2 separate regions of the Mus musculus genome follow, and region 1 is linked to region 2. The links are chromatin loops, found by intact Hi-C in ENCODE. Cell type or tissue: left cerebral cortex. All regions are shown on one strand. Links, peaks and the distances in the headings refer to the core of each region. The heading gives the core; the rest is flanking DNA. Region 1 holds the start of Pknox1 (Pbx/knotted 1 homeobox). Region 2 holds the start of Wdr4 (WD repeat domain 4).

What was found. A loop is a pair of places that touch in the nucleus more often than their neighbours do. Peaks named below come from ENCODE experiments on the same cell type or tissue, not always from the same donor. Only the 100,000 strongest peaks of a DNase experiment are listed, where the experiment ranks them.
Region 1: a loop joins it to region 2, with 4 times the contacts of the local background. A loop is called at or near these places in 21 of 42 quality-filtered maps.

What each region holds. Positions count from the first base shown.
Region 1 is chr17:31,559,455-31,571,745 of GRCm38, reverse strand. Pknox1 (Pbx/knotted 1 homeobox) reads right to left here and starts at 6,973. Exons shown (of 11, transcript NM_016670.3): 1 at 6,858-6,973. In left cerebral cortex, for the core only: a CTCF peak has its summit at 5,759; DNase peaks (open chromatin) are centred at 6,466, 6,955, 7,274, 7,792 and 3 more places; H3K4me3 peaks cover 3,505 bases; H3K27ac peaks cover 2,464 bases.
Region 2 is chr17:31,504,166-31,516,456 of GRCm38, reverse strand. It overlaps Wdr4 (WD repeat domain 4), which reads left to right and starts at 3,970. Exons shown (of 11, transcript NM_021322.2): 1 at 3,970-4,290; 2 at 5,811-5,879; 3 at 6,545-6,688. The coding sequence starts at 4,073. In left cerebral cortex, for the core only: a CTCF peak has its summit at 5,342 (motif pointing left); a DNase peak (open chromatin) is centred at 4,122; H3K4me3 peaks cover 1,480 bases; H3K27ac peaks cover 960 bases.

The sequences.
Region 1 (12,291 bases), core at 1,917-9,916, 55 kb before region 2:
GAAGGCTCACAACCGTCTGTACAGCTATAGTGTACTCACGTACATAAAATAAATAAGTAAATCTTTTTTTTTAAAGTTTTTCTGGCTGATCTCTGAGAGTTTGAGGCCAGCTGGTCTACAAAGCGTATCCAGGACAGCCAGGGCTCTATTACACAGAGGAAACCTATTTCATAAAACAATTTTTTTCCCTGTTTGGTCATCCTGTATGTGTGTTATGTTTCCTGTCCTCACCCATCTTCAGTTATCAACTAGTTATTTTCACACTACACTAACTAAAGTCAATAGCAAACCTATCCCAGTTGGTTTCCATAACAACCCTGTATTATCAGTTACACATCAACATGTTTATAAGGCAAGTGTGCAGTTGCTCACCTGCATTCCCAGCTACCCAAGAAGCTACTTCAGGATGATTGATCTCTTGTGTCTAGTTCAAGGTGAGCCTGGGTAACATGGAAATACATGATGCTCAAGAAGACAGACATCTGTGTCTCAGAGGCTACATGGCACTTCACAATCATGTATAACTCCACTTCCAGGGGATCTAGTGCTATCTTCTGACCTCTATGGGCCCCAGGCACATATATGGTATATATACATACATACATGTAGTCAAAAACACTCATACACATATTTTTAAATATTCACAAAAATATCCACTAAAATGTACAAACAAACATAGTTTTCAAAGTTTGTCTGTCTCTCTGCCTACCCCTTAGGGCCATACAAATATAGGCTCCACCTGAATGGACAAACACACACAGTCACAAAATGATCCCTAGCTCTAGGGCCACATAAATACAGGCCATGGCTAAACCAAAGAGAATCTAATCTGTCTGTCTCCACTGGGTTTCTCTGTGTAGGCCTAGCAGTTCTGGAATACTCAACTTTTCACCCACCTAAAGTATTTTTTCAAGTCATTGGCTAGGCATTAGCATCCTGTGGTCCTTTCCAGCTCCCCAGTGCTACCTGCCATCAAAGTCAGCCTACACTCCAAGCTGGAGAAGCTGGATATTCTAGGCAAGCTCAGTTCTAGTGTCTGCAGAAAGCACAATCAGCACTAAGAGAGAGACATGACAGCAGAAGGCAGCTAAAGATAGCACTGGAGAATGCTGGACTGTCTCGACATTCTTCTTCCATTACTAATCCTCCTTATGAACCGATGGTCCTTGTCCAAATTATATGTGCTTTTTTTTTTTCCGAGACAGGGTTTCTCTGTATAGCCCTGGCTGTCCTGGAGCTCACTTTGTAGACCAGGCTGGCCTCAAACTCAGAAATCCTCCCATCTCTGCCTCCCGAGTGCTGGGATTAAAGGCGTGCGCCACCACGCCCGGCCCGGCTCTATATGTGCTTTATAACACACCTGAAATACCAGGACATTCTAAGAAAGCTGGCAAAGATCTGTCTTCAAAGGGACACCTTCTCCAGGAGCGGTTTTAGGGACTTAGTCACCCAGCACAAAGTCAAGGGAGTTTGCTGTGTATGAAATCTCAAGAGGGGCTGGAGAGATGGCTCAGCAGTTAAGAGCACTGACTGCTCTACCATAGGTCCTGAGTTCAATTCCTAGCAACCACATGGTAGCTAAGCTCACAACCATCTGTAATGGGACTGGATGCTTTCTTCTGGTGTGTCTAAAGAATGCGACAGTGAATTCACATATTTAAAATAAATAAATCTTTAAAAAATGAAATAAAAAAAGTAGTAGTCTTAAGTGACAGGGGCTCATAAATCACAAACAGCCTTGGTCCTCATCCCCAGGCACAGTAATGGCCAGTCAATAAGTAACTCATCTGAAGGAAAATATCTGCCAAGAAATCACTTTAGTTTTCAAACAAAGCTTGAGAATGTGCCATTTAAAACTTAATATCCAAATAGAATCAGATATTAAACCTTATTAAAATAAAACCTGTGCCAGGCACAGTGGCACACTTACAACCCCCTACTCAGACAGCTCAGTTGCATGGGAGGCTCAAGAGGAAGAATGGTTTGAGGCAAGCCTGGGCTACACAGCAAATAAAAATAAAAATGTACAGAATCCAACTAAAGACGTAGCAAAACTCTAATAACAGAGACACTGTGTTAGTCTAAGGGGGTGAGTGCTGACGTGTGAGAGCACGCATATGCAGATCAGGTCACTTTGTCTGTTGCTGCATTTGCCAGGCCAGCTGGCCCAGGGATTCTCAGTCTCTTTGCCTTCCATCTCTCCGGGAGTGCTGGGATTTACAGATGTGCTCCCACATCGGGCTCTATGTGGGTTCCTGGGGATCTGAGCTTGGGGTCCCACACTTGTGCAGTAAGCACTTACCTGTTATCTCGGCCCTAACAAAAGACATTTTATGGGGCTTAAAATTTGGTTTGAGGCTGAGTTAGATGGTCCATCGTAGCTATTAAATTCATTATCAAAGCTTTAAGACTATGTGACTATCACCGGCATCAACTCAAACTGCCACAAAAAAACTTGCCTAATGTCCTTGTTACTAGAACAGTGACTGTCCTGGGAGACACAGACGACAGTGGTCATGTGTTTAACATGTACAAAGTCCCAGGTTCAATCCCTAGCACAAGGAAAGCAAAGGAAGAAAGAAGAGAATGGGGACCTCAACTCTCCCACGCTAAGCACACTTTCCCTAGGACAAACGTTCTCCCTTGGGCACTGCCAATGCCGCAAGGGACATCCACAGTGCAGTGCAGGAAGAGGCCCCAGCAGGCCCTTCTTCCAGCAGGTGCTGCCTTTCCATACCAGATTCCCTGTCAACCCAGGAGTACATGTTGAGTGGATGAGAAGAAAGCCAGTTTTCAGATGGAAAACACAAAGTCAAAAGTTAGTGCTCAAAGGCCCCGATATATCAGGCATAACCATAAGATATTAAAAAAAAAAACTGTGACACTTAACATTTTTTTAAATTAATCTCTTTATTGTATGTGTGTACAACACCACAGCTAGTGTGGGGTTAAGGGAAGCTGCAAGGAGTCACTTCTCTTCTTACACCATGTGGGGTCTGGGGCTGAACTCAGGTTGTCAGGCTTGGTGACAAACAACTTTCTTTACCTGCTGAGCCATCTCTCTGGCCCAACTTTAAAATTTTAAAGTAAGAAACATTTATGTTAACATGCATAAAATTATATGATATTGCCAGATACAGAAGTACTTTTAACAACTTATACATAAAGTATATGCACATAAACTAGATTCAGAAGTGGGCAAAGAATTTAAAAGATATTTCTCCAAAGAAAACACACAAATGTCAAATCCATGAAAAGATGTTCACCATCACTAAGCACTAGAAAATGCAATTTATACAGTAAATTGTTATCTCACATACAAGGACAATTTAAAAACCAACCACACAGAAAACTGATGCTGTAAGTGGAGCTCAGGGATAGAGTGCTTGTCTGTTTACAAAGCTCTGGTCTCTTGCCACAAAACAACCAAACACTCAAATCCCAGGATGTGGAGAATCTGGAAACCCTGAGTAGAGCAGTGCTATTGTGGAAAAACAGGACAATGGTTCTTTAACCAACATGGTGTGGACATCTACTCCTGAGACTGTGTCAAACGCCCGGAAAGCAGAGCCCAAATACTCGCACACTCATTCATGTTCATGACCACATTACCCATGATAGCCAAAAGGCAGGCAGAACCAAAATTCCAGCAATGGTAGATGAACAAAATGGAGGGCATACACAGGATGGAACTTTATTAGGCTTAAAAATATGGAAATGCAGACCCAAGGTAAAATATGAATGCAACTTAGCTAAATGAAATGAGTCAATCACACAAAAGTAATTATTCCACTTATATGGGATACCTAAAATTGACCCCTTCAGACATACAGGAAGTAAACTGTGGTTGCTGGCAAGAAAATGAAGGGGCGTTTGATGTTTAAAAAGACAGCTCCCAGCTGTCCGTGCGGATGGTGATGTGTAGGAAGAACGAGCACAGAAGTCTCATGTCCATGGCTAACAAAAGGGAAGGCGGCAAAAGTGAGGACTGAGAGAACATGAGGTAGAGACAACATGGTGACTACAAAGGGAGCCCACTGGACACCTGTCGTCTTATCCCAGTGAGCACACACACAGAGTCACCAGAGAAGGCTTACCTCTATCAGAAGGTGGGCCTTCAGGTGACAGGATTGCCCTGAACAGAAATTATGTTATATACACAGAGCACTGACAACCCATGCTAACCAGTTTACCCTCAGACGGGAAGAAGGGCCTTGTGACTTTACCCATCAGGATGGCCACGCTCTATCACTCCAGAGAAAGGCCCAAGATGATAAAATCATCTGGAGCAGGGATATTTGGAATGACAGGGCTTTGTAAAGCAAGAGTTCCGTCAGTGAACTGCATCCCCTACCTCATGGTTTTCAAGATTCTGTAAATGTTCCCCCCCCCCGCCACCTCCCTGAAAATCCTTGGAGTAAGAAGCTACGCCATCCGCTTCCCATGATGCTGTTCCAAGAACCACAGAACATCAGAGACACAATTCCCAACCACAGGCCACACTGCCTGCCTTCTGGGGGGAACTTCCTAAACAATAGCTCAACAGCAGGGGCTGTAGCAGTTGAGGTACCTGGCATACCCTCAGTAATGTAACACGAAGCAGCCTTTGTGGCCAGGCCTTTGTCTGCTTTGCACCAAATGACTGTCCAGTCCACTTTGTTCATCCTACCAATCCTACCACATACAACATACTTTCACTCTAGACAAGATGGAAACTTTCACTCTAGACAAGAACTCCCTGTGTTTCAGCACAGCTAACTGTAAGACAGCCTAACCCACCAAAGGCTGTGGCTAACTTCTCTTACCCTCAACCACTGTTAGACCACACCACATCAGGACATCAAGCTCTCCTGACTGTTGTACTTCTTGAATTCCTTGTCACCTCTGCCAACAAAAAATTTGCCAGGTCATGAAGAGGGCCCTGAACATCCATTCATCCATATTCCTACCAAAGACAGCTGAATGTACATGGGTTTCTAAAAAGGACAGAAACTGACAAAAACAAAAAGGAAGCATCTTCAGCGAGGAAGGCAATCAGATCAGATGAGCAAAACCAGTGTGAGGCATGTCCACAAAGCATTTAAGTTGTCACAGAAACCTCACCACACTCCCAAAGGACTTGGAAAGCTCTGCTCAGCCCGGCTGCACAGGGAGCTAATCCGGGGCTCCGATGAGACACTTTGGCCCAATACTTTTTTTAAGACAGGGTTCTCTATGTAGCCATGACTATCTTGATTGAACTCTATAGCCCAGACTAAAGAGGTCCACCTGCCTCTGCCTCCTGAGTGCTGGAATTAGGAGCGTGCCACCACCACCTCGCTAGATCAGATATTTTTGAGAGCTATTCCAACATGACTGGTACTCTTTTTGACCCTGGGAAAGTTTCAGCTCCTGGATCCACACTTCGAACTTTGGCAAATCTCTTTTCCTCTCAACAGTTCTGGTTTTAACTGTGCAGGGCCAAAGTGAAGCTTGTAACTGAATGTTACTACTCCTACAGTGACTTTGTTTCCACAATTCACAATCAGGACCTCCTAAAGTTAGGATACAAGGCCACAGAAACGTTACCAAATGTAAACTGCCGCCCCCTGAATCACAGAGCTGGTTGGGGGCGGGGGGGGGGGGGGGAACCGAGCTATCTTCCCAGCCATCCTTGTTCTATCCTAAAGCACAGGGGTCTCTCTTAAGGAGCATCAACTCCTGGTGCCCTGGTGGCCAAAGTTCTCCAGGAAGAACCTTAAGCTTCAACGGTACCTCACACAATGGTGGATCTAAGACTCAGCGCGCTATTGCCAACGGGATGGCCCGCACAGGCTGGGAGGGTTTAGGGACTCTTGCCTGCCTCACCTGGACACCGAATGAGCAACAAAAAGCGTGCTAGCAACGCGTTCCCGCCTCAGTCAAATCCTTCCCTGGAGTGTTTAGGGAAAGCTCATTTTTCTAGTGCTATGACAGGAGGCCTGCTTAGAGGCGTGTTCTTCCATCCTTTAGTGGAAATCACCCACATCTTTAAAAAAAATAAAATAAAACAAAAACAAGTCACTTCTGGAAGAGGCTTCCCTGTCGAGCCGACACCCACGTCTCAACTATCCAGAATCCCTGATGTGTGCTCAATCTTGGCCCCCGTGGCCCGCGCGCTCCCGGCTGGCGCGGTGGGACCGACCGCGCAGGCTACGGCCTCCGGAGCCTGGAGCCGCGACGTCGCCGGGCTCGGTGCTCCTAGCCGCACCGCTTCCCTTCTCAGATACACACGGAGCAGGCACAGCGGACCAAGCGCTCCTCGAGAAGCTCTCCCCGACGGGCCGTGGACACGCGCGACACGCTGTCACCATCCGCGGACTCCCCCGGGAAGCCCCACACCGGCTCCGGCCGCCCCTCTGGGCTGCCGACCCCGCCGCCATCTTCCTGCCGCGCCGCCCCCGGGCCTCGGCCCTCGGCCCTCAGCCCGCCGCCGCGCGCCCCCGCCGGCCCGCGCGCCCCCGCAGCCGCGAGCTGCACTCCGTGAGCGACGGTTAGGCGCGCGCTTCGAGCGGGCCCAGCGCGGAGGCCCTGCCGCCTTCGAGAAATTTCCGCGCCCCTGAACCCACACAGGAAAACAAGCCGGGCGCGCCCCCGCGCCGCGGCCTCAGCGCCCCCTCCCCCCATCGGCGCACCCCTCCCCCCGCCCCCGCCCCCGCCCCGGGCGCGGGTCAAGTGCGGCCCGGGGCACCGCCCGCCCGACCGCCCGCCTGGCCCGCGGCGGAAGAGGCAGCGGCGGAGGCGGCGGCAGCGGCGGCCTCGGCCGGTGTGATTGATAGGGACGGCGGCAGCGAGAGCGGCGGCGGCGGCGGCGGCGGAGCGGTTGAGTGACAGCTTACCTGGGTGCCAATCTTCATCACACTGACAAGCGGCTGCAGCAATCGGGACCCGCAGTGCCGCGCCCGCGTCCAACCGTCACGCCGACGCCGGGCCACGCGACACAGCCTCGCTCAATGGGAGGAGGGCGACGCCGATGCGCGCCGCATCAATATTCACCGCGGGGGCGGGGCCTGCCGACCCCGGGCCCCGCCCCCGCCCAGCGCGACGGCGGGCGGGGGGCGGGGCGGGTGGGGCGGGGGCGAGGCAGGGGGCGGGGGAGGGCCCAAGCGGGGCGGGGCAGAGGCCGGTCCCGCCCCGCTGCGCGCACTCAGCCAGGCCCCACCCAGCGGCCCAGCCCGGGCGCCAGTAGCAGCCTGCCCCGCCCCAGAGGCAGAGCTTATGTTTCATGACCACGCCGTGGGGCGTGGCCCAGAGAGCTATAGACCACGCCTCCTCTGCGCACTCGTCTGCTCCCTCCCTTCGGATAAAGGTTTGTGGAACTGGGTGGAACCATCTGCAGCTCAGGCGGGGAGTACGGGCTGTACCATCAGAGGACCTTCGCGATTCTGGGCCTCCCGGCTCTAGCCCTTCGTTCTGAGCGGCGCCTCGCAATCAAGGTTCTGGAGCTGGGGTAGGCGCGAGGAGGTAGGCGTTCATCTTTAAAGACCGAAGGACTGAGCGCTTGAGATGTTTGCCCTGGGATCTAACCATGGATGCAGTCTCCTGACTGACCGTGAAGTGACTGCGGTCTGACATCTGGTCCGTTAGGACTCCAGGCCAAAAAAAAAAAAAAAAAAAAAAAAAAAAAAAAGAAAGAAAAAGAAAGAAAGAGACCTTTCCTTAGGAGGACTGGACAGTGTTGTCTCTAGTTGAAGCTCTGCCTAACCAGATCATCTGCAGCAGCGTACCCCGGGCCCCGTGGCTTCACTGATCGAAGTAAAAGACAGAGCGAAAGAGGCCCTCAATTTGCCTGGCTTGTCTAGGCAACAGTTTTATGCAGTGGCCGCCTGAGTGTGTGATCGGTGCTTCTCATCCGTACACAGATTAAAGCGGTTCTGATGACCCCACACTCCTCAGGAGGAGCCTTGTACCCCAGGACTGTTGGCTGGAAGGGGCCTGAGGAAGCCGCAGCATGTGTTTGGTAGGACACCCTCCTGTGTCCTCAAGGCTCCACAGACACCCCAAGGCATCACTCTCTTTGTAGCTACAGTTCGGTTCACCACAGAACCCACGTGGAAGGAGAAAACCAACTACCAACACATGTGTGGTATGCACACACATTTGTCCACATACAATAGCAACAACAATATTAAAATTTGAAAAACTGGGTTTGGGAGCTGAAGATATGGCTCAGCTGATAAGAGTGCTTACCTAGCATACACAAAACCCTAGGTGGGATCCCCAACACACATTAAACCTTACCAGGTTTAATATGGTGACATATGCCTGTTATCTCAGCACTTGGGTAGTCGAAGCACAAAGATCAGAAGGTCAAATTCATTCTTATCTACCTTTTGAGGTCCTAGCCAATATGGAATACATAGGGACCTTGCCTCAAAGAACAAAGTTATTAAGCATTGCAGGGATTAGCCGGGCGTGGTGGCGCACGCCTTTAATCCCAGCACTCGGGAGGCAGAGGCAGGCAGATTTCTGAGTTCGAGGTCAGCCTGGTCTACAAAGTGATCTCCAGGACAGCCAGGGCTATACAGAGAAACCCTGTCTCGAAAAAACAAAAAACAAAACAAAACAAAAAAAAAAAATTGCAGGGATTAACCAAAGAGAGTATCCTGTTTTGCTTTCCATTGCTGTGTTAAAACCCCGACCAAAACAACCTGGGAAAGGCTTATTTGGTTTTTATTTCCACATCATGGCCTGTCACCAAGGGATGTTAAGGCAGGAACTGAAGCTGGGCTGTTACTCCTCTCCATGGTTTGATCATCGTAATTTCTATACAACTGTGGATCACCTGCCCAGGGTTGTCAACACCCACAATGGTTGGGTCATTAGATCACCATACCATAGGTCCCAGGAATCCTTTGCTTCCTGTGTGAGACCACACAGGACCTCCTCCTCCTAGGGCTGAGATCCAGATGGCTTCTAAGGAAAGAATATTATACATTTAACGCTATTTACCATTCGTTCTGTGTCTTTTTTTAAAGATATTATTTATTTGTCTTATATATAAGACAAGTACACTGTAGCTGTCTTCAGACACAACAGAAGAGGGCATCTGATCCCATTACAGATGGTTGTGAGCCACCATGTGGTTGCTGGGAATTGAACCAGGACCTCTGGAAGAACAGTCAGTGCTCTTAACTGCTGAGCCATTTCTCCAGCCCCCCATTCTGTGTCTTTACAATGCCCTTTAAAGCTTCACTTTTAGGGGTGGGAGAAGTGTCTCTGGGGTTAAAAGCATTATTATTCTTCCAGAGGACCGGAATTTGGTTTCCACCACCAATGTCAGGTAACAAACCACCTGTCACACCAGCTCCAAGGGATCCTACATCACTCTCTGTCATCTGTGGGTCCATACACACAGAAACACATGTACACATACACATAAATAAAAATAAATTATTTTGGATGGCTGGAGAGCTGGCTCAGCACTTTAGAGCACTGACTGCTCGCCCAAAGGTCCTGAGTTCAAATCCCAGCCACCACATGGTGGCTCACAGCCATCTGTAATGGGATCCAATGTACTTGTCTAGTGTGTGTCTGAAAGACAGCTACAGTGTACTCATATAAATACAATAAACAAATCCTTAAGACAATAAATAATTTTAAAAGCTCCTTCACCACTTTCCTAAGGGCCATGTTTCAGAGCATGAGTGAGAAGCCACACACACAGCAACCGTATGCAGAAATTCAAGAGTAGAACTCGCTGAGCAGTGGTGGCACACGATTTTAATCCCAGCATTTGAGAGGCAGAGGCAGGCAGATTTCTGAGTTCGAGGCCAGCCTGGTCTACAAAGTGAGTGCCAGGACAGCCAGGGCTACACAGAAAAACCCTGTCTAAAAAAACCAAAAAAAGAAAAAAGTAGAATCTGTTCCCATTTTTAAAAGGAATGATCTTGGAACTTGCAACCTGCTTTTCCCACTCTTTAGGAAGCACCTGGACATGACCTCACTTTGGAACCTAAAACTTTATCAGATTTTATTTACCCTGATTTTATCCCAACTGTCATTGACAGCAAAGAGGATTTTAGTCCTCTTGAGTATAGGTGCTTGTGGTGGACACATGTCCGCAGGTATAACAGAGGGAGGGAGGGACCAGTTAGTCACCCACACTGTGTGTAGATCAGCCACACTGGACAGTAAGAAAGATAATTGACTGGGATGGAGGCCAGACAGGTGGTAGTGTGTTCCATGCAAAACCCACAGAAGGGTAGAGTGACAAAGGCGGCAACTTGAAGGACTGAGCTTCCGCTCTGGTTTGCAGGGGACCTCACAGAAAAAGAAAGACATGGTAGCCCCTGACCACTAGGACTTCAGTGTGCATATCAGCCCAGTAAGTATCAGATGGACACAGGCCATTCCATGTCGGGTAGAGGAGGACCTTGGGTATCCTTAAGGGATCTGGGGGTCTGGAAGGAGGGTGATGATGAATGTGTGGGGTACTCAGCTACTCAAGAGGCTGAGTCTGGCCGGACGTGGTGGCGCACACCTTTAATCCCAGCACTCAGGAGGCAGAGGCAGGCAGATTTCTGAGTTCGAGGCCAGCCTGGACTATACAGAGAAACCCTGTCTTGAAAAAATAAAAGAGGCTGAGTCTGTGAGTCTGGAGGATTGGGAGTTCAGAGCCAGCCGGAGTGATTTTAGCAAGACACATCTACCTCTATCCCTCGTATCAAAATCAACCTGCTAAGCTTGGGTGTTGCCTATCTGTAATCCTAGCACTTGGTGTTGGGGACAGGAAGGTGAGAGGTCAAGAACATCCTTCCAAAAAAAAAAAAAAAAAAAAAGAACATCCTTGCTATAGGAAGTTCCAGGCCAGCCAGCCAGGCCTATATGAGGCTCTGTCTCTGAAGAATGAAAAACAAGGGCAAAAGCCAAAGCAACCAGACAGTCGATTATAATGTGTAGATTCCATTAGAGTTGTTCCCTCTTCTGTTTTAGTTTTCTCTTTGTGTGTAGTATCTGTGCTTGTGTGCATGTGCATGTGTGTGACTGTGTGGGTGCGAGAGGTGTGGAGATCAGGGGCTAACATTGGCTGTTCTCCTCAGTCAGTCTCCACCTTATCTTTTGAGTCAAAGTCTCACTGGACCTAGAGCTACCTGCCAATTGAGGCATCCCCTTGTCTCTGCCTCCCCAGCTCTGGGATTATAAGTGTGTAAGACTTCTGGGACATTTCGCATGGGTGGTAAGAATCAAAGTCAGTCCCTCCATCCCTAAAGTGTCTCCCTTATCCCAAGTCTCTTCATGCCGGGTATACAAAGTTTCCTAGGGATACCATAACTGACCGAGTGATTTCATAGCTGAGGAGGTCAGAAGGGCCTTAAGATTCAGTCAGGACTGCCCTCCCCAACAAGGCCTGGGGGTGGGGGGGGGTCCTGCTCTCAGCACCACAGCTTCTCTCAAGGTTGCTAACAGGTGCTTTCTGGTCCCCAAATGCTTTATCCTGTCCTTACCTCTCTTCCTCTTTTCTTTTTGTGGAAAGCTTTCTGGGGTACCACTTGGCAGGAGTCTGACATTGGCCAAGGGCAAGGAAATGGGCTTCAGGCAGGAATCTGACATTAGGGCATAATAAGGAAGTAAGTTTCAGCAAGAATATGACTTTAGGCTGTAATAGAGAAGTAAGGTAAGGCAGGAATTTTAGTCTTAGGGTGGAACAGAAGAACTAGGCTTCAGGCAAGTTTTGGGGCTTGGACAGGGAAGTGGGCTCAAGTATTTTGGTCATAATGACAAGTTCTTTTTTGGGGTTTTTTTGTTTGGTTGGTTTTTGGGGTTTTTTTTTTTTTTTTTTTAGTTTTTTCGAGACAGGGTTTCTCTGTGTAGCCTTGGCTGTCCTGGAACTCACTTTGTAGACCAGGCTGGCCTCGAACTCAGAAATCCACCTGCCTCTGCCCCCCCAAATGCTGGGATTAAAGGCGTGCGCCACCACTGCCCATCTTAAACTCTTCCTTCTAGAATCTGCTTTGCCCATGGTGTTATAGCAGAGTAACATAAAGGTAACCAACTGTTCTGGATGGGCCTGGTGCTGTTTATATGTGGACAAGGAGTCACAAGTACTCAGGTGACTTATGAACCAATCCCCTAATGAATAAAGGAGCCAATCACTGGGTGAGTAGGAGGGACTTCCGAGTTGGAAAGGGGACAAGAGGAAGCAGGAGAGAGTTAGAGCCTTTTGGACCAGGGAGAGCATAAGGGCAGAATGTAGCTGCTAGAGTTTCCTGGTATCATGGCAGATCCTCAAAGATTCACCACCAGAGGAATCAGATTCTAATAAGGTTTACA
Region 2 (12,291 bases), core at 1,360-9,359:
TGAGTTTTGGGAGTAGAGGTGTACAACTGCCTGACTTATTTTTAAGGCAGTCTCACCATGCAACTCTGACTGTCCTTTGAACTCACAGAGATCTGCCTGCCTCTGCCCTTTGTGCTAAGATTGAATGTGTGTGCCACCACACCCGTTTATGATTTAGTTAGTTTTATTTTCTGTGTATGGGTGTGTTGCCCAAATGTCTGACTGCACACCATGTGTACGCAGTACCTGCCAAGCTCAAAAGAGGGTGACAGATCTCCTGGAACTGGAGTCTTAGACAGTTGTGAGCTGCCATCTGGATCCTGGGAATTGTCCCCTGATTTCTCTGAAAGAGCCGCTAATGCTCTTAACCCCTGGGCTATCTTTCTAGCCTTCAAGACTGAATTTTTTTTTAAAAAAAGATTTATTTATTTATTTATTTTATTATACCTAGGTACACTGTGAGCCACTCTTCAGGCACCTTTTCTTCTCTTTCCGGCCCCACTCACTCAGGCCCCACTTGCTCTGGCTCAAAGATTTATTTATTTAAGTATACTGTAGCTGTTTTCAGACACCCCAGAAGAGGCCATCAGATCTCATTACTGATGGTTGTGAGCCACCATGTGGTTGCTGGGATTTGAACTCAGGATTTTTGAAAGAGCAATCAGTGCTCTTAACCACTGAGCCATCTCTCTGCAAGACTGAATTTTAATGTGCATTTTAGTAGAGACATTGAAACAGAGCACACCGCCGGGCGGTGGTGGTGCACGCCTTTAATCCCAGCACTTAGGAGGCAGACTCAGGTGGATTTCTGGTTTGAGGCCAGCCTGGTCTACAGAGTGAGTTCCAGGACAGCCAGGGCTCTATAGAGAAACCCTGTCTTGGGGAAAGAAAAAAAAAAGACAAAACAAAAAACAAAACAGAGCACACCATGATAGAAATGCTGAAGAGATTCACCACAGCAGGAAGCTACCATCTCCTTTGTGGTGGAGGCTCCATGGTACCATAGAGACAGTGTGGGAAACAGGGACCACCATGGGCTTGGCCACAGCGCAGGAGCTGTTGGGGAGAACACATTGTCAGGGGATTCTACTCTCTGTCTGGGCATTCTGGCTAAACCCAGGTGGCACACAGCTGACCTGAAGCCCCAGGAGCAGCCTGCAGCGGCCCCTCCCTCTACAAGGGCTGATGGCTACATGCTAGGGATAGCTGGCAGCATCTGCTACCAAGTCCCATGAGGCAATGAGAAATAAGATGAGAATTCATGATAGAATTTGCAAGAAGTGCTGGGTGCAAGAGCAATTTACAAAAAACAGAAACTGTATCTCTATAGATGGCAGGCACAATTACAAAACATAATTTTAAAAGATCTCATGATATTAGCAAAACCCCATATATTGTAGTAAGTATATATTTAAATAGGTTGTTTTAAAGAATAATGTAAGATAACACAGAGCTAAGGGTAAAGCTATTAGAGGTAGGGCCAAGGTGGCTTTCTGCACAGTGTAAACATGCTAATTTTATTCAAAACAGTCTAATAAATTCAATTATTTCCTAATCAGTATCCCAGCAGAGGCCCGGGGGAATTGGACAATTGAATTGTAACAATTATGTAAAACTGGGGGAAAGGAACCTGAGTTAGTGGTGAGGGAGGAGGGAGAGAGGAGGGGTAGGAGGAAAAAGAGAGAAAGGGGGTGGGGACACAGGCAAAGTGTCAATTCTAAAACTGAACCTAATGCCAGAGGGATTACTTTGGAGGGCTTTGTCTCAGGAGTTTGATGATTTGGCAGCAGCACATACAGGATCCAGGGAGGAAGCCACAGCTACAAGGACTCTTAGTGTTATGGTTTAGGATTGGCTTGTTTGTTTTTTTCTTCAGAGATAAGGTTTTTCAGACAAGAAGCAATGGCTGTCCTGGAACTGAGATCTGCCTGCCTCTTCCTCCAGATGCTGGGATTAAAGGTGTGTGTCACCACAGCCGGGCTTGTTTTTATATATTTTAAAAATTTGTTTATTTTTATTTTTTAAATTGTGTGTGTGTGTGTGTGTGTGTGTGTGTGTGTGTGAATTTGTGCATGTGAATTCATGGTCATGGAGGCCAGAAGAGGGCATCAGATGCTCCGTAAGAGGAATTAGAGGAATCTGGGAAACTGTGAGCTTCCTGATGTGGGTTCAGGCGTTCTGGAAGAGCAGCACACACTCTGGACTGCTGAGCCATCTCTCTGGAGCCTTTCTCTCTTTCTTTCTTCTTCTTTCTTCTCTTCCTCCTCTTCTTCCTTCTTCTTTCTTCCTTCTTCCTCCCTCCCTCCTCTTCCTCTTCCTCCTCCTTTCTTCTTGAGACAGGGTCTCACTATGTAGCCTTGATTAGCCTGGAATTTGATATGTAAACCAGGCTGGCCTTAAACTTGGAGCCACCCAGCCTTGCTCTTTTATTTTTAATATTTTTTATTGAGAATGCCACACATACATATTTATTTTTGATAAAGTTCACCCTTCATTACTTCCCTGTCCTTGCCACCACTACTCCTTCCCGATGGTGCACTTATGTATGTGCACGTTTATGTATGCGTGTGTGTGTGTGTGTGTGTGTGTGTGTAACTCACTGAATCCATTTAGGGCTGCCAGCATATGCAAGATCATGGGTCACGTGGCTTCTCAGAAGTTGTATCCTTGAAGAAAGCTGACTTTCCCTCTCCCAGGAGCTATCAGCTGCCAGGGACTTCTCAGTTATATTTAAATGAGAGCCCATCTTTTATTTTATTTTATTTTTTGTGGGGAGGGGGTAGTTAAAGCACCACCAACTGATGCAAGGCAAACCGGGGTAGTTGTGGGTAGTTTAACACGAAGAAAGGCTTCTGGGTTCTGGATTTCCTAAGGACAGGAAGTAAGGGGTGAAAATCCATTCAAAGGGCGCATTCTTCAAAGTAATCTAGAGGGTTCTGGAAAAGGAGAGGCACCTAAGAGGGCAGATCTCAGGCCCAGTTAAGGTGTAACCTGCTTATGAGTACTAAGAAGTCTGCCCAGTGGGCTTCAGCCGTGTGACAGCCTGATGCCATCATCACATTAGCGTTTGTCTCGCGTGAGCTATTGCATACCTGGGCATGGGCCTGCCTGTCCTCAGTGTCAGCACTGTATAAGAGGGCATGGTGACAGAGGAGCTCAGTGGTGCCTTAGTATTAGGTTATTGCTTTATAGTCCTGCGAAGGGGTTCCATTTCTCATTGCTATGGCGTTGGATAAGCTCAAGACCTGACTTCTCTGATACGATTTTGTTTCACCCATGATTTAACTTAATTGCATCTGTAGGTGGTGATTTCATTTGCACGAGAGATTTTTTTTACTGTTTGTTTGTTTGTTTATAGACAGGGTTTCTTTGTCTAGCCCTGGCTATCCTGGAACTTGTTAGACCAGGCTGGCCACAAACTCAAGAGATCTGCCTGCTTCTGCCTCCCAAGTGCTGGGATTAAAGACGAGTGCTACCACCTCCCAGCTTGTACAAGTAAAATGAAGAGTCGTTCTGACTCAGTTTCAGGTAAAAATGGAGCCAATTGCTGCTTTATAAGTTAGACTCACTCAGAGAACTGCACAACCTTAAGATAGCAGTTGTACACAGCATAGTAAGTGTGACTTTGAAACAGGACACTGATCAGATCAAAGAGTTTACTTTCACTAGGGTGTGTTGGGTGGGTGGGGCAAATAAACCATCTTTTTAGGAGCTGCCTTGGAGGTTCACATCCAACCTATAAGAGACCACAATATTCTGGACGTCGTGAGTCACTGGGATGGATGGAACGAGTCTTTTGGTGATCTGGGCAGGCACACCGTTAGACTCGTTTGACAGCTGGGGGTCCAAGAGGTGTTTGTCTTAAATGAGCACATTTCCAGTGACTCGTACGCATTCATGGCTACATATTGGGCCTGGCCATCCAATTCTGATGCCACACAGCAGTTTTTTGTTGTTATTTTTTTTAAACCGGCACACAATGAGTACCAGACCCCGTCCAAGAGAAGCCACCTAACCTGACAGGCAGAAAAGTCAATCACCAAAGGCAGGTGGAGGGATCTACAGCATCAGCACCTCCGGGCACCGAAATCAAATGAGACTACGCCCTGCGCGCATGCTCCTGGACGGCACGCCGTTCGCGCGGCGCCGAGTGACATCACTGACAAGCGCCAACAGGAAGGGCGCAGCGCGTCGCACGTGTCCGGAGGCGGCGGGCGGGCCCATGGCGAGCTCTGCGGGGCTGGCACTGTGCGCCCAGACGCTGGTGGTGCGAGGAGGCAGCCGGTTCCTAGCCTTCTCCACTACGGGCAGGTAAGAGGCCCGGGCTGAGGGCAGCGGGGCCGGCGCGGCAGTGTTCTGTGTCCTCCCGGATTCCCTGTCCTCGGCGCCTCTTCACCACGGCGCAACGCCCCGTAACCTGCCCGGCGGGTCCCGGGCGCTCTCTCTGTTCAGAGTAGGGGTACTTCCGGACTCTGAGGCGCCTGCGCTGCGCTGGGAGGGCTAAGTCACGTGGGTGTCGCATTGCCCAGGCTTCTAGGGGGTCCTGGTGTTCAATTTTGGCCCGCTTGGCACCTCCCTGATGAGGGTCATATATTAGGGAACCCTAAAGGTTTTCTCACTGAGCACAAAACATGCTCTATCTTTGGTCTGCGTCTTGCAACCGGGCTCTAGTTGCTCTTAAGGGATTTTGGGTTCTTAACCCGACTCCTCCCAAAGGCAGGACGCACGCAGAACCTGAAGTGAGCATCTCCCTAAAGACCCTTCACACGACATAAAGTTTTGCTTTATGTTATTTCTGTCTTTATGTATACGTTGTGCTCGGTCAAAGGATTCTTTGAGCAAGTAGTTGATTACCACGAGCCTAGAGGATCAGTGGCAGTCCGTATCGGCTTCTTTTTTTCCCCTTCCCGTTTAGTTTTGGTACATGTGAAGATTAGGAACGTTCCTCAATTTGTGCCTTTTGGGGAATGCCATTGGCCAACAAAGTTTCAGACTTGGAAAATGACTCTTCTTTCTGCAGTTGAGTGTTTAACTGGAGAAGTCTTTGGTGCCTGCCACTTTATAGGTTGTCAGGGTACAGGGTCAGAGCAAAAGAAGGGAGCTTAAGTTCTGATTTGGAAAGTGTTTGATTCCCACATGAGTAAGAGCCTGGAGCTCACGGGGGCAGGTGAGACTTGTTTCTGAATTCTGTAAAGACAGCCTCAGCAGTTATAAATTTGGGAGGAAAGCCGAGTTGAAAAATAATACCAGAGGGCTTGAAGAACTGGCTGTTCTTCCAGAGGTCCCGAGTTCAATTCCCAGCAGCTACATGGCGATTTATAACCATGGATAATGAGATCTGGTGCCCTCTTCTGGTATGCAAGCATACATGCAGGCAGAACACACACACGCACATGCACACATATATAATAAATTAATTAAAAAATCAGAACTGGTGGGGTAATGGGGGATGGAGGTGGAGGTGGTAGGGGCAGCGGTACTGGACACCTTTGATCCTGGCACTCAGGCAGAGGCAGGTGGATATCCAAGTTCAAGGCTAGTCTGGTCTACAGAGCAAGTTCCAGGACAGCCTGTGCTATACAGAGAAACTACCACCATAACAAAAAAAAAACAGTATCAGAATATAATTTCCTTAGAATCAACAGGTTGGCGGCTGGAAGAATACTATATTGATTAAGAGTACCATGGCACACTGATTGATGTATACTACTAGGAGGTTAAGCAATGGCAGTTCTTGGCTCTTCTCTGTCATGGCTAAGACCCATAATGTAATGACGATGGAATGTTTTTGTTCCAAGAGAAAGATGTTCACTCCTGTCTCTTCCCTTTAGTGATGATGACTGTGTCTTCACATACGACTGCAGTACTGCAGAGAAGAAGGCCACGCCAGAAGATAAAGGGTGAGATGGCAGGGAAGCACTTGTGGTTTGAGCAGTGAGCCCGGGGAATAGCACACTCGCTGAAGTTCTAGGTCTGGTTACCTAGCTGTGAGGCTAGGCTTGGTTCCATTTCAGAGAGGAACATGGAAGGAACTTTAAATGGAGGCATTCAGAATATGTAGGACCTTCTCAAATACTTTTAGATTTTTTTTGTCTTGTTTTAATTTTAATTTCTTTAGTATTCATTTTTGTTGCTGGCCCTTTAAAGTAACAGTGACCATTTCAAATGAAGTGTATTGAGGGCAGGTGTGGGGAATTAACTAATTGAAAGGTACAGAGCAGCCTGTGACTGTTTTGTGTGGTGGCTTGGTCTTGGGACTCCGTTTGTTACTAATTTTATCGGTCCCTGCCTCTAGCCTTGGGTTAGTCCATGTCTGTGAGGGCTAGACCATGTGATGTCTGCGAGTCCTTCCAGCCTCTGCTGGATGTTAGCCTGTTGAGTTAGGTTTCATGCTTGGGAAATTAGAGCTGTTCTCTGAACATCCCTGGGTCCCCTGAGTCTGCCATCACACTCTGGCTGCATGAACTGACTGACCAACATCTTCCACTTCACCTGTGTTAGGATGGACAAGCCCGGCAACTCAGGCGAGGCCTAATTGTTTCCTTTTCTCTCCCTGCCCTTTCAGGGAGGACGGACAGCCCGCAGACACAGGGAGTGACTCGATTCTGGCGTCCACCTTCTCCAAGTCTGGCCGCTATTTTGCTTTAACAGATGACAGTAAGCGTCTGATTCTTTTCCGTACAAAACCATGGCAATGTCTGAGTGTCAGGTATGAAATGCTAACATTGAGTCATTAAGATGTCCTTGTACTTGCATGTCAGTAGCCATAGTGACAGTAACCGTTGTAATAAGCAGCTAACATGAAGTATCAGCTACGTGTGAGACTGACTGAAAACTAACAGCATGTGGGGGTGGGGGTGGGGGGTGGCATGGGCCCGTTCTCGCACCCGTTGGGTGGTGTGAGGGTTAAGCAGCCAGTTTTGGGCTGTTTAGCTAGGACAGCCTGTGCAGAGGCTGCAGTGCCAGCACTCAGTGACACTGTGCCACTGTGCCTTCCTGTTTTCCACGGGGCTGCAGCCTCATGCCCAGCAGGAGTGGGACTGTTAGTTAGCTCATGCTCCAAGTGTCATGTCCAAGACTGGGTAAGTGGAAGTGGGTGTTGTACGTGTGTAAGCTAGGTGATGAGGTTCATCCTTGTGTGTCTGAGGAGAAGATAAAGGACAGGCTAGGTGTTGCGTAACAGCAACTGGGCAGGAGCACAGCTGGCTATTCTGGTCCTCTCCTCCAGGAGTTCCATAAGCATTCTGCATCACTTATACAGTTTCTGAAGGCAATGTGCATGGAGGGAGATGGGCCCATGGTTACGGGGGAGGAAAATGTAGGTGGTGATGATGGTAAGGAGTAGGAGTCTGTGTCTCTGCCTTTTCTCGGTGCCGTCCTGTCCCTGTGAATGGAGGTGCGTTCACCTGTGGTGCTTAGTGCTGGGCAGATTACCAACAACCTAATACAGATGCTCTGGGTCTCCTGAATCTCTTTATTCTGTGGCACACTGAGCAGAGTCAGCCAGGGCCTCACTTACCCCTGTCCCCACCCCTACTGCTGATTTAACTGAGCTTGAGTTTATTCATCAGTTTTTCTGTTGCCCTTTCAAAATCCCTGACAGAAGCAACTCAAGGGAAGGAGGGTTTATTCTGGCTGGTCGCTCAGAGGATGTGCTTTTGGGGCAGGCATGGTCAGGATGCGTCAATTGGGAAGGAAAGGTGTGGTGGGCAGAGCTTACAGTGCTGATGGATCATCTGCAGGTCTGTTAGGGTCAGAAAGCAGGGCTGGACAGGGTCTACCAGCTAGGCCTTCTCTCTCTCTCTCTCTCTCTCTCTCTCTCTCTTTTTTTTTTTTTTTATTTTTGAGACAGGGTTTCTCTGTGTAGCCCTGGCCGTCCTGGAACTCACTCTGTAGACCAGGCTGGCCTTGAACTCAGAAATCCACCTGCCTCTGCCTCCCAAGTGCTGGGATTAAAGGCGTGCGCCACCAAGCTCGTCTAGGTTAGATCTCTTAAAGGTCCTGTAGCCTTCAGAACCACACCATTGCTGTGCATGAAGTGTTCAAGGACATAAGCCTGTGGGACATTACATACTCATCCAGTCAGGGTAGCCGTGGGCGTGACATTTGAACTACTGATGTTCAGGAACGTCAGCTGAGCTTTTTGGGTTTTTATAGTTCATCCTATTTTCTAAGAGATGAGTTTAAAAAACACTCTGGCTACTCGGTGGTGTCCTCAAGAGCACATATATCCATCTGCCCTCTGTCAGCCAGCTTAGAGAAAGGCCCGAACCATTGCCTGTCAGTGTGTATATTTTTGCGTCTTAGATGGTATTAAATGTGTACTGTTTAGAAACAGCACAGTAAGTTAACATAAGAACACGGATGCACCAGGCTTCCTCAGGCCCTCCCACAGACAGACAATTCACCAGCAAGACATCGTTGGCTTTATTTTTTGCATTTACTTATTTTTTGTGCACTGGTGTGTGTGTGTGTACACACATGTACCTACATATATATACCTATATGTGTGCTTGGGTTACTTCTCCTTCTGCCATTCGAGTCCCAGGGATAAAACTTGGGTCCTCTGGCTTGGCAGCAAGCTTTGTCCTGGAACACACTTAAGGCTGGACATAGGAGGTATGCATCTGTCATCACAGCACTCCAGCAAAGGTGGAGCTAGAGACAAGAGAACTCTGTAAGCTGCAGACAAGCTAACCTTGTGTATGCAGAGGCAAAGAATGGGAGATGCTGTTCAAACAAAATGAAAGCACGAATACTGCCTGAGAAGTTCCTCTGTCCTTCACGCATGTGCTGTAGCACGCACATGCATGTATCCATGCAAGGGAACCCACACATATGCACAGAAGGTTTTGAAGAGAATGTGATGGGGATCCTTCTAGGTTAAAGACTGACTGCAGAAGTAGGCACGAGAATCACCTGGTCACCATGACAGCACAGGCTCTAATGTGCCAGTCTGGAATGGGGTGGATGATCTGTGAGTTGTTAGTCAGGTGCTGGGGACACAGCCTCGTGCTCAGAGCATGTTCCCTGCTCGTCTGCACCCTTAGCCCTCAGTATGTGGCTCACATAAGTTTACATGGTGGTTGTGCTGTGGGCTGCCCTTGGGTGTGAGCTCAGACAGTCCTCTGACCTGTTTTTAGATCATAGCCGGCCAGCAGCGCAGCTAGGGGTCTTGACAGCTAGGATGTAGGTGTGTGGGAGACTGGGATGTAGTTGCTGTTGCTTGGGAGGCAGCAGCAGCAGTGCAGGCTGCATGCAGGTGTGGAGAGGTTGCATCTTGGGTCTGCTGTGGCTGTAGAGTGCCACTGGGCAGGCCCATGATGTGCTTGTCTGTGTCTACTGTGTCTACACTGAGTATGTGCATGGGGCCTGGTGTTTGTGTCTACATGAGTACATGCACGGGGCCTGAAGAGGCCAAAAGAGGATGTTGGAACCCCTGTAGCTGGGGTTCAGTGCTTGTGACCTACCACTTGGGGCCTCTGCAGGAGCCGCAAGCTCTTTACAGCTGAGCCATTTCTCCAGCTCCTGCACAGGTTTCTAAGTGTGCTTTCTCATCTTGCATCGTTCTCAAATCTTCAGTCTCAACTGCCAGGGAGGCAGTGTGGCTTTCTGCACACTGGACAGTTGTTTGCATTTTGTGAACTTCATTTATATCTTTAGGGGTTTTTGGTTTTTTTGTTTTTGTTTTCAATAAGAGGAGTTTCAAAAGTAAGAGTTCTTTGGAAAAATAGAAATTGAGAAAACTCCTCCTTTGGCATTTTGGGTTCATGAAGTTAGTAGGGCAAGTACAGAAAGCCCTTCCCTCTGTCTGCTGGGAAATCTGACGGCAGGGCGAGTGTGGGGTGAGCGTGAGGAAGGGAAGAGAGCAGGCAGGTCTGATCCGGACAGATGGCAGCAGGCATGTGGAGTGGGGCTGCTCAGTCCCCTCATACCGGAGGCTGCTGTATTCTATCCTCTGGAGCCACTGTGCGTCCTGGGCACGGATCTCCTTGGACTCTGAACCTGCTCCCTTGGAGGGAGACCTTTACACCCCTGTCATGCAGCCTGGCTCCAGCAGTTGCATGCATTTGAGTTTGTCCTGCATAGCATTTGGGACCCCAGGCTGCTCTGGGCCTCCCTGGCTGAGGCCTGGGTGCTATCCAGCTGCTGTCTTCAGTCTCTCTCTACTTTCCTTCTTTCTGTTCTCTCTCCTCTCTTTCTCCCCTCTCTGCCTTCTTCCCCCCTCCCTCCCACCTTCCATCCTTTTCCCCCTTATCCCCCTCCCCTCTCTTCCCTTCCTTGTTTTTTCCAAACAGGGTTTCTCTGTAACCCTGACTGTCCTGGAACTCCCTCTGTAGATCAGGCTGGACCTCAGTAAGAGAGGGCCAGGTTTAAAGGCATGGGCCACCACACCTGGCTTCTCCCCTCAGTCTTACATGGGAGAATTGTGGGTAATAGTGTATCAGTTCAAAGTGGTAGGGCCATAGAGACTACCACTTGATGGGCCAGGAACCCCTTATTTGCCTTTTGGGCCAGAAACCAGGGTTGTCGGCTAAAGATGAAGGTTTCAAGGGACAGATGAAGCCTTTAGTTTTGGTGGGTGTGTTTATGAACAAGAATCCTGTGTGTGCAGTTGGACCATTCTAGAAAGTGTTCTACAGAAAGTAACAGCACACAGGAAGAGGCTGTTTGCTCTGCACCGGGTTGGCAGAGCTATGGACAGACAGCTGTGGCAGGTGTTTTGAGACCCTTGATGCCTGGCAGGACCTCTGTGGCTCAGAAGGCTGGCGTGGGGCAGCACCATACGTAAATGGGAGCTTCAGGGCTCAGCAGTGCAACATGTTGACAGAGACTACCCTTTTCTCCCTCCACTGGAGCCCACCAGAGGGGAGCCCACTGTTCTGTGGGGCTCTTGGCTGTAAACCCTGAGACCAGAAGATTAGGGATATGTCTAATACCTCCCGTCGCGTAGTATGGGGTTCAGAGGGGCACCTGCCTACCTCAGCTCCTGGAGTGACCTCCCTGCATGCTTCCCGTCTGATGGTCTGACTTGGGCTCTAGCCCCAGGATTTACCCACAGCGGATACCTTCCTGGAGCTGCCTCTATGGCTTAGTCTGAGAGGGTGGTGGGGTATCAGGATATTTCTGCCTGGAGCTGAGTAGCAGGGTATGGCATGGGAAGACTCAGACAGGAAGCAAGTTCTGGGGCAGGGGCAGTCCTCAGGTGTCACCGTTGGTGGTTTGTCTTGACCCCAGTTAGAGTTTGTGCTTGAGTTTGGCACAGTTGCTCATTGAACCCATTTACACAGGCGTGGTTGCTAGGCGGCTCAGGCCATTTGTTTTGGTTCATTGGCCCCAGCCAGAGCCCAATTGTGTTTCTCCTGTTCCCTCAGGAGCGCCTACTCTGCAGCTGCGTAGACAGACAGACAGACAGAGAGGAGAGTAGTGCTGCAGCCAGCTCCTTCCCTTTGCTTTCTGTCTCTTGTTGAACACTACCCTCAAGCGTCAAGTTCTGTCTCAGGCCTGCATAGAGCCAGCCCACTGCTGTGGGGCTGTGGGTCCTGTCCTGCACCAGCATCCGCTCCTCAGCAATCCCATGAGGACCCATGAAGTGCTGCCCAGCCCCACTGCCCTAAAGCTATGGCCCGTGCTGAGCTACAACGGAAAGGACAGGGTTTCTGTGGTGAGGGTGTGTGCACTGCAGAGCATGGTTAGAACGATGGATGCAGAGTTACCATGGGGCCTGGGCCAAGGAGTGTTGTGGATAGGTTATGACAGATTTAAGTGGTCTCCAACACTGTGCCTGTCTCTTGTCCTGGGGATTCTGGCTGACTCGCGGCTGCTCTGTTGCCTGTAGCTCTCATTGCTCTGGGTATAAAGTTACCGACAGCCACTGTAAGGGTATGCTAGCCTGGTAGTACCCGTGGCCGTCCTGAGTCTAGGCTCAGACCTAGCGGCAGAGTCACAGATGTGGTGGGGTGAGGTGTGGGTAGGGGTGGCGGTGGGTCGAGCCATGTGGTCCTGCCGGGTGGGGGGACTCCAGGGCGGGGGTCCAGAGAGCATATATGCTTGTAGCACAGCTAGCAATTGTCTACTTCAGATGAGCAGCTAAAGGTTCTGGGGTAGGGATGGGCGTTAATAGCAAATGCTCGTGACACAGGCCTGGAACTCTCATTCTTCCTTAGCCTCTGGGGTGCTGGGATTTCTGGTGTGTGCCCGCCTGTCTTTGTTTTTATGTTTTAGTTTTTTCAAGACAGAATTTCTCTGTAACCATTGCTGTCTTGAAACTCGGCTGCCCTAAACTCAGAGATCCACTGCCTCTGCTTTCCA